3 separate regions of the Homo sapiens genome follow, and regions 2 and 3 are each linked to region 1. A link is a contact called in ENCODE Hi-C or POLR2A ChIA-PET data. All regions are on one chromosome and are shown on one strand. The core of a region is the stretch at or near the end of the contact, and the rest is flanking DNA. Distances in the headings are between cores, read along the strand shown. Region 1 overlaps LOC105370617 (a long non-coding RNA gene). Region 2 holds the start of FOXN3-AS2 (FOXN3 antisense RNA 2). Region 3 has its middle 84 kb from the start of FOXN3-AS2.

Evidence for each region. A loop is a pair of places that touch in the nucleus more often than their neighbours do. ChIA-PET counts read pairs that join two places held with the same protein, here RNA polymerase II (POLR2A). Pooled maps may share reads with other maps.
Region 2: a map of CD4-positive, alpha-beta T cell shows a loop between it and region 1 (1.8-fold over the local background). The contact joins the promoter of FOXN3-AS2 here to the enhancer-like site in region 1. A Hi-C loop is called at or near these places in 14 of 168 maps with a recorded cell type or tissue (CD14-positive monocyte, CD4-positive, alpha-beta T cell, Right ventricle myocardium inferior and 7 more), 2 of 37 single-sample maps with no recorded cell type and 16 of 50 pooled maps. POLR2A ChIA-PET finds 5 or more read pairs at or near these places in 9 of 52 experiments (CD4-positive, alpha-beta T cell, CD8-positive, alpha-beta T cell, HEK293 and 5 more).
Region 3: a map of gastrocnemius medialis shows a loop between it and region 1 (5-fold over the local background). The contact joins two enhancer-like sites. A Hi-C loop is called at or near these places in 11 of 168 maps with a recorded cell type or tissue (CD4-positive, alpha-beta T cell, CD4-positive, alpha-beta memory T cell, CD8-positive, alpha-beta T cell and 7 more), 19 of 37 single-sample maps with no recorded cell type and 22 of 50 pooled maps. POLR2A ChIA-PET finds 5 or more read pairs at or near these places in 23 of 52 experiments (BJ, CD4-positive, alpha-beta T cell, CD4-positive, alpha-beta memory T cell and 16 more).

The regions. Positions count from the first base shown.
Region 1 is chr14:89,623,754-89,626,724 of GRCh38, reverse strand. All of the region lies in intron 1 of LOC105370617 (a long non-coding RNA gene), which reads right to left. Among named protein-coding and RNA genes, the nearest start is that of FOXN3-AS2, 49 kb to the right of the region's middle. RefSeq lists an enhancer at 607-1,180. Within about 2 kb of position 1,409, at least 10 of the 41 ENCODE cell types and tissues checked have a DNase peak (open chromatin) inside an H3K27ac peak, as active enhancers do; they include CD4-positive, alpha-beta T cell, CD8-positive, alpha-beta T cell, gastrocnemius medialis and 3 more, where a contact is called at or near this core.
Region 2 is chr14:89,574,660-89,577,630 of GRCh38, reverse strand. It overlaps FOXN3-AS2 (FOXN3 antisense RNA 2), which reads right to left and starts at 1,415. Exons shown (of 1, transcript NR_024620.1): 1 at 154-1,415. It also overlaps a transcript of FOXN3 not described here.
Region 3 is chr14:89,658,875-89,661,845 of GRCh38, reverse strand. No RefSeq gene overlaps it. Among named protein-coding and RNA genes, the nearest start is that of FOXN3-AS2, 84 kb to the right of the region's middle. RefSeq lists an enhancer at 2,527-2,636. Within about 2 kb of position 1,450, at least 4 of the 41 ENCODE cell types and tissues checked have a DNase peak (open chromatin) inside an H3K27ac peak, as active enhancers do; they include gastrocnemius medialis and heart right ventricle, where a contact is called at or near this core.

The sequences.
Region 1 (2,971 bases), core at 160-2,659:
AGGAGAAGTGTCGAGTAAAAGCGGAAGAACCCCTTATAAAACCATCAAATCTTGTGAGAACTCACTCACTAGGACGAGAACAGCATGGGGTAAACTGCCCTCATGATTCAATTACCTTGAATCTTGAGGTCTCTCCCTTCACACGTGGGGATTGTGGGGATTATGGGGATTACAATTCAAGATGAGATTTGGGTGGGGACACAAAACCTAACCATATCAGGTGAAGTATGACACCCGCTGTGTAGCCATTACGAATTTTGATGTATTTTCATAAGATTATTGTTATCATTAGATGAGCATTTGTTGCAAAAACAGAAGAGTTCACACCACTCACCCAACTTCCTGTAATGTTAGTACTCAAATAACCATGACACATTTACCAAAACTAAAAAATTACCACTGATACAGATGATTAACTAAACTACAGACTTCATCTGGAGTTCCCCACCATTTCTTGTGAATGAGAGACTTTAGCACCAATTTGAGCTAGAGGGTCCAAGCAGCCATAGCAGAACTACATTAATTCAGACTGGCTGGGACTAAACATAAAGATGGCTCAAACAAGCTCTAACATCTACCACTTGGCGTGCCAATACTTTGCATGCATGATCTAATTTCATCCTCCACAAAAATCCAGGTTGGGGGAGGGTAGTGGATACTATCACATGCACTTTGCAGATAAGACCGTGGGGCCTGGGATATCAGGCAATATGTGGAAGACAGCTGAGCTGGGAGACAACAGAGCCCAGATGTGAACTAAGACATCTCTGATTCAAAAACCCACGATCACGACCACAATGGCACAGACTGAAGTGCACCTAATCCAGGTGTGATGCAGAGACCGCCTCTTTCCACCAGCAGTCTTGCCCAGGACCCACCTTCCAAAGGTCATCTGGATCAACTGTAGCGGGTGACCATATGTGGGAGGTTGTCCCGTAACAATGACATGCGCCTCTCAATGACACGGGGTGTTCTGTGATGTGTGGAGTCAGTTTCCACCCTCGACACCCCTACCCTGCGTGTCGCAGGAGAAGCCCTCCCGGTCTCCAGCAGCCTCTGCGGCTCTCCTTCCTCCCGGGCTGGGAGTGGGGCGGCTCGCGGCTGGCCTGCTCCGGGGCCAGAGCAGCTGGGAGGGGCGCAGTGCAAACATCCCCACGCGCCTTTTGCTTTTCTTTCCTGAGTGGTTTAAGGCTTAATTAACGTGTGTAAAGTGATCTGAAATGCGGGAATAAAAAGAGCTGGGGAAGTGCAGAGTGTGGATGATTACCTGAGGCGAGACAGCTGAGAAAGGGAGGCCGAGGGAGACAAAGGGGGGTCTGGAGAGGCTGGGAGAGGCCTTCCCGCAGCAGCCAGCTGGTTGGCTGAGAGCCAGATTGGGCTGTTTTTTTGGCAGCGTTCTGCCCCACGCTTTCCTCTCAAGGCCTTCTTCGCAGCCCTGCTTGGTAGTCAGGCCCCAGGATAAATGATTCCTAAAGGGCCTGAGCCAGAACTGAGAAGGGGGTCTGAGAAACACAAGCTGTGGGCCATTCCATGACTGGCTCTGTAGGAGCCGGGGATGAGATGCCGCCCATTAGCCATTATTGCCAAAGCAAGCCCGGGTTTGGTCAACGAAGGAATAAATGTGATAGATATCAGAGAGACAAAGGAATCAAAGTGAGTTTTGTCCATTCCTCTTGACAAGCATAGATTCATAGGACTGATTTAGTGCTGTCACCGCTGAGGCAATAAATCCCTTATAAAATGGTGGGTAAAAGTAATGACATCCAAGTCACGTGTGATTTCACCATCTCCTAAGCCTGCGTTAGTGAAAGGGTGAGGCTATCGGTTTCATGGGGAATGTTAAGGCTTGTGACTTCATAGGGTGAAGACGGGTGGCATTTTATTGCAATTGGAAGCATACAAAGAAGCAAGTGGAAAATCTTTCTTTCAGTATAACCTGATACCACCTATATCTAGAAAGCTGGAGAGTGTTCCGGGGATCTTCCCAGTACAGTGAGGATTTCGGTGCATCCCTGTGTGTATATAAACGGTGGCGATATATACAGCCTATTCTAAACTGTTTATGATGATAGAGGGGAAAAAAGTTTGTTTGGATAATCCAAAGTTTATACTGGGCTTTCATCGTGTTTTAACGTTGTGCTTGGGCTGATAGTTGCGTAGTTATCCATCTTCTGAGCCTGCAAACCGAGGATGGGGCTACTGGTGGCACCCAAGCTTGGCAATCCAAGTGAAGAGAAGGATCCTCGCTTCCCCTGGCTTCAGTTAGGGAACTTCAGAGGACCCTAATTGTCCTGGCATGGGGTCAAGTGTCCAGCATGCTGTCAAGTGCCCACCCTGGGCTCAATCCTGCTGTTCCCACTCAACACCAGGACCATGGCGTGGAATGAGAAATCCCCCCAAAAGGAGCCAGGTTGCCACCCCGCTTTGTGTCTACTGCAACTGGGTAGTTAAAGTGGCCAGAAGACACTGTTGTCCTCAGCCTGTTGCAGGGGCAGCCAGGACCCCCCCGTAGTTATCCACTGTGTTCTTTTCTAGGCATTGCACTTCTGATGGATTCCTCCGAGAGTTGTGTCTGTGTGGTGCCTTTGGTGTGTGTAACATCACACATCACCCATGGATCACTGAAGGGTCATCTGAAGCCACCAACGATGAATTCCTTCAGGTCTGCATCTGAACTAGGATAATAATTACCTCCTAATAAGTCACCCTGCCTTCTGATATCTACAACATTTTGGATCGAAATCATCCTCCATACACTTTCTAGAATTATCCTGGTAAAACACAGTCTTTTACAATGTGATGGTTAATTTTATGTGTCAGCTTGACTGGGCCATGGGGTGTCCACATATTTGGGTAACCATTATTCTGGGTGTGTCTGTGAGGGTGTTTTTCAGATAAGAGTAACATTTGAGGCCAGGTGCAGTGGCTCAGGTCTATAATCCCAGCACTTCAGGAGGCCGAAGTGGCCAGG
Region 2 (2,971 bases), core at 166-2,665, 49 kb after region 1:
GTGGTTAACCGTTTTCTCTTTCCCTCCCTGAAATTTAATTAGAAATTCCCCGTGATTGCCCCGGGAATATATGGATTTTGTGAACTTTGTAAAGATGTGTGGCATCATTTCATCCTGACATCATTTGCCATGAATTTGCAGGTTTTTTATTCCTTTATGATTCCTGCCATTGGAGGAATCACTCCTAGGACCTTCCTGATTCGTCTACTGGTCTTTTTGGGGTTTTCCAGAAGACGGAGGTATCTAGGTAATCGGAAGGAAATAGAAACCTATCCTTATAATTTTATTTATGGAGGACTACATGGATTTTCAAAATTATGTGATTGTACTTGAGATCAGTGTATGAAAAAGGAATGCACTGAGCGGAGTCTAGTCCTTAGGATTCTCTTCTGAAGTGTGAAAAAGAAAACACAATAGCTGTTATCTTGGAAACTCCGCCCCTCCAGGCATTCACTCGCACCCCAGGCATTTGCAGGCCCTCTGCATAGACTCTGCTGTGGCTACACGTGGGTCTTCCGTGCCATTTTCCTTGGCATGTGAGTAAATGTAGGTTTCCCCTGTGTTTATGGGAAATTTTACTCCCAGCCTTTTACGGTGACAAGAGAAGACTGGCTGCTTTACTCAGCACAGGGCGCTTTTCAATGATTAGAGCGATTTTCTCTGATTCTACTATACTTAGGGAAGATTTTTGAGACTACAAATACAAGACAAAGTAGTTATGTATCAGCATACGGATGGAGGCAGCCACTGTGCTAGTATCCAATTCTTTGACTACTGAGTGAAAATAGCTGCTCCTGTTCTAATTGCCATTTTTACTCTTCCTAAGTGGCCAGTTGGGAGAGACGGAGGAGGGAGGGAAGGAGCTGGGTTGGGCGGGAGGAGGTCCATTTGCAAAGTCAACAGCGGAAGTGTTCGGGGAACAGAAGACATCTGATCCGAATTCTATACAGATAAGGGAAGGATTGGATACCCAGCAGATGGGCCACCCTTCTAATTCTGCAGTAGCTTGCCGTGACAGACTTCTAATCTGATGGTATTTTCATCTTAATTTACTTGCAACCTGTTTTGTTTTGTTTTGGGTTTTTTTTTTTTTGTAGGTAACAGCATTTCTGACAAAGGTGATACATTTGCTAAAGCTTAACATTCAGATTCCTTCCTTGTCTGAGTGTTATATAATTATATATACATTTGGGCTCAAAGGTCCCAGTCTAACAAATTCCCTTCACAGGAGCACCATTTGAGGGCCCATTCTCTCATTAATTTTATTTGACATTTATGTCAACATTACATTCCTAGCCTAAAAGGAGAAATCACATGAGTACGCAGGGGCGTATTTTAAAGTGGAGTATTTAGTTTGGCAGTGAAAGGCACCCGGCGAAGTCTGCGAAAGCAACGTTTTCTAAATTAGTTAATATAAAGTGGTCTAAATGCACTAAATTTATATTGTTCTACAATGTGCTAAATGCTAGAGCACGTGGCTGTTTTGATATTTCTAACATTTTCCCCCTGGGGCTCCCAGAATTGCCTAAGATGGGTGTCTCTGGAAAATAAACTTGGGAGCCATCAGAGGTGTCAGGAACAGCTGAAAACAAGTCACTTACGATGTCAGCGATGGAATTTGCTTCCGTGAGACCTTGTGCAAAAATCAAAGACCTGATTCTTCTGCTTAGCCTAACTTCAGAGCGAGGAGTTTATCGGTGGGGCATAGAGGCATCTGGTCCCCAGTTCTGCTGAATGAAGAGTTTCACAGGCGCTGCGTGGAGGCCGGAGGGCGGTTGCCAGCCCCAGCCCAGCATTGGGAGCCAATCACATGGCCACGACTTTGCCTAGTGCTTCCCAAAGTAGACAAAAGCGTGAACTGGGGTTATCAAACCTAAATAAGAAACAGTTGTTAGAGACCATCGGTATCCTCTGATTTGGGAGCTAAGTTGAATTTTGATTCAAGAGATGCCACGAGAGAGGGAAAGAGCTTCCCCTAAGCAGCCTCCAAGGGCCCGAGCGTGGCAGCTCCTTCTGCTTCCAAAATGCTGACTTGTACATACTTGGTGGTTTTTGTGCTCTGGAGCTGTGCTTTGTGTTTGGCTATAACAATGAGTTGCAGACTGGGTTTTTGCTTTGCAGAGAATTCACCAGCATTGGAGAGGACCTGCCTTTGGTAAAAGCAGGGAGTGGGCAGTTTGTCCAGCCCCCGTCGCTTGAGTTTATTATAGTGTTTATCCCTTCTCCCTATCATCCCCACCCCAGCCAGGGTTTACTGACCCAAAACGACCTCCCAATTTCCTTTCTGCCATCTCTATCATGAATCTCAAGGGTCAAGTGCTTGGTCACCAGCTGACCTGTGAGCCTACCCAGATAGCAAGGTCCTTCAAGGTCATCTTAGAGTGATCTTAACTATGATCTTCTAGAGTCAGTGTCGCTTGGGGGTCCCCTTCGTGGGTTGGCAGAAAGGTGAGGATTTTGTCAGGGAAAATAGAGGAGGAAGGATGATTGCAGTTTATGAAGGAGAAACTTTGAGTCTGAGTTAGCTTTCATCAGAGTCAGTATAGACAACCTTGCTCTCAACACCTCACTTTGGCTTAGAGCACTTCGTGATTTTCTTACCTGATCTCATCTGCTTCAGCTTCCCGCTGGCCTTGTTTGCATACCGATCAGCTGGTGGGGTAGCAGTAGAGTGTTTTAGAGTTCCAGTACACCCTTCCTTTCCTATAAAGGCACAACATACAGAAGAAATAGAAATTTACAATTTTTTTTTTAAAGCTGTAAAGGCAATTCTGATTTTCATAGGGAAGAGATTTTAAGAATTGGAGGAGCCTCGGAGGTCTTTGCATGTCTAGATAAGCTTGGAGGTTAAGAGCCAGGTCTCCTAACATTTGGCCCAGTCTTCTTTTCTTGTTCCAGCCACTGCCTGTAGGACGATCAGAGAAGCTTCCCATTGAGATTCCAACATAGGGATGTAAAGTGGTAGGAAATC
Region 3 (2,971 bases), core at 201-2,700, 35 kb before region 1:
TCTTTATCCTCTCAGTTCATAAAAGCTTATCCGTTGCTCAGTTACTCTCATACCATTATTAGCGTGGTTGTAGAGCACATATATGTATATAATTAAGTGCCCCTCTGTGGCCATTAAAGGGCTGCCTGCGTTTCCGCAGGGAGCACACGTGGAAGTTGATTCACAAGCTTATAAGAGTGTGTCAGTACCTTTCACCTTTATGACATGCTGCATGGAAATATGTGGCATCTGCCACTTATGATCCAAAGCAACAGTGGGGAAAGTATGGCCCATGGCCAAATCTGGCCCACCACCTGTTTTGTAAATAAAGTTTTATTGGAACACAGCCACACCCATGTATGTACATATTGTCTATGGCTATTTTAGTCCTGCCACAGCAGAACTGAATAATTGCAATGGAGATTGTAAATGGCCCACAAAGCCTGCAATATTTACTATCTGGCTTTTTAAAGAAAAGTTTTTGCTGGGTGTGATGGCTCATGCCTATAATCCCAGCACTTTGGGAGGCCAAGGTGGTGGGATCTCTTGGGTGCAAGGCCAGCCTGGACAACATAGTGAGACCTCATCTCTACTAAAAAATAAAAATAATTAGCCAGGCATGGTGGTGCCGGCCTGTGGTCTCAGCTGCTCAGGAGGCTGAGATGGGAGGATCCCTTGAGCCAGAGAGGTTGAGGCTGCAATGAGCTGTGATTGTGCCACTGCACTCTAGCATGGGCCGCAGAGTGAGACTCGTCTCAAACAAACAAACAAACAAAAAACAAAATGGCCAGGGATGGTGGCTCATGCCTATAACTCCACCACTTTGGGAGGCCAAGGCAGGAGGATCACTTGAGGTCAGGAGTTCAAGATCAGCCTGGCCAACATGGCAAAACCCTATCTCTACTAAAAATACAAAAATTAGCCAGGGATGGTGGTGCATGTCTGTAATCCCAGCTACTAGGGAGGCTGAGGTGCAAGAATTGCACCCGGGGGGCAGAGGTTGCAGTGAGACGAGATCACGCCACTGCACTCCAGCCTGGGTGAGAGAGAGAGACTTCGTCTCAAAAAAACAAACAAAAAAAAGACATGGTTTCACCATCTATTTGGTCTAAAGGCAAACCTTTGCTCTATACCTGTTGACCAAATACATGATTGTAAAATGAGTAAAAGCTGTATTAAATTAGGGAAATATGTAGTTCAGAACACAATATTTATATTGCCTATGATATCAAGGTTCTAGGAGTCACTTGACCTACTGAGGAATATTAGTCTTTTTTTAAAAGCCTACACTTGGTATTTTAAGCTCTTCTTTCGTTGTCAAGAAATTAAATAAATAAATAAAAACAATAGCCACGAGTTTTTGTGAACCCTCCTGAAACACAATGTCTCGTGTTCCCCTTCTGGCTCTGTGGCAGCTGTTAACTATCAAATACTATTTCTAGAACTGTGCTGACATCAGTCGATGATGATACACAAAGCTGTTTGGCATGACACACACTGTGCAAGTTGAGGCTGTTAAAATGAAACAGCTCTGTTAAAATTAACTCTATTCACATCGCAGGGAAAATATCTAAGTTTGCCAAATCAATTCCTTCCTATATCAGTGGGGAAGAACCATTTTCCAACCTCTAAAAAGGTGATTCAGACACAGGAGAGCAAAAAAACCTCCAAAATTAAAATGATAAAACAAAAATTTGCTTGACAGCAAAAGTACTTCCAAATGGATGAAATTGAATCCAAAATTGTGCCTGCAACAAATTTAACTGACAAGAAAGTCTGCATAATGGACTTGGTTTTATTATTAATGCTAATATGGGTACATTTTTGTTCTATTGTGCTGATAGCAAGAAGATAAATGCCCACCGAAGGCACTAAAATATCTCCACTCGGTTGAAATACTGATTATAGTTAGAATGCAAACACTTATTCTTCGCTTGTGAGAAAGAACCATTTTTTTTAAAAAAAAGAAAGTGTTACTATAGAGGCCATTTCAGAATCAGGTAGAGCTTTGAAATAGAATTTCTTAAAATAATGTCATGCAACACTTAATGAAGAGTTTCTTTGTAAAATTTTAAATTATGTAGATATAACTTTATCAAAATGATAAATATATTCATTGCATGATTTCTAATTAGCACTTCTTTAAAATTAATAATTAGCCTTACAGAGTCCTTATAATCAGGGGTTGAAGTTTACATTCAGGAAAACTAAGTCTAATGGTATAAATGATTTTTTTTTTACCAGCTCACCTCCCCCTGAAAATCGGTGCTTCAGACTCTCTCCTTCCCTGAACCCCAAGTCACAGGGGCAGCCAAACAGGGATTGAGAGTCATGAGGATTGTGCCCAGGAGTATCTGGCCAAGGGTGGAAGCTCCACAGTTGTTTGCAGTCAGGAGGGCCAAGGGTCTGGAAGCCAGGGAGTTCAGGCCAAAGCCACGGTGGTGTGTCAAGCCAGTAAATCAGTTAATCTGAGAAGCAGCAATTGGGTTTTGGAGATCAAGACTAGTATAAGGTCAGAAACTCCAGGAGGTTAGTAACAGCAAGGAAATAGAATGTAGGCATGTCAGCCCTGAAGGCAATTTCTATTTGTGCTTGCTTTTAGGGGACCTATTTATGTTCCCCGTGGCAGCATGCAGGGTACGGGTTACAGCTGCTTTAAGAGTGAAACTACTGTAGATAAACCTTGAGCCTAGCTGAAGCTAGCCTTCAATTACAAGAATGCTGTTGGACAGACCTCGGTCATGTAGAGATTATTTGAATGGCAATTACCCCTGTACTCTAAGCCTGTACTAATCATTCTAAATTCTCCCACTACTTGCCTTCCCCGTTGATTCATTTAGTTAACCTTTCTCTACTTTCTAGATCACTGATGCCTACGGTAGGCAGAATGTTAGATGGCCCCCAAGATTCCCTGCCCCACTGGTGGATATACCCCCTCCCCTTGAGTGTAGCAGGATCAGAGAATGTGGTGAGATGTCACTCCCTTGACTAG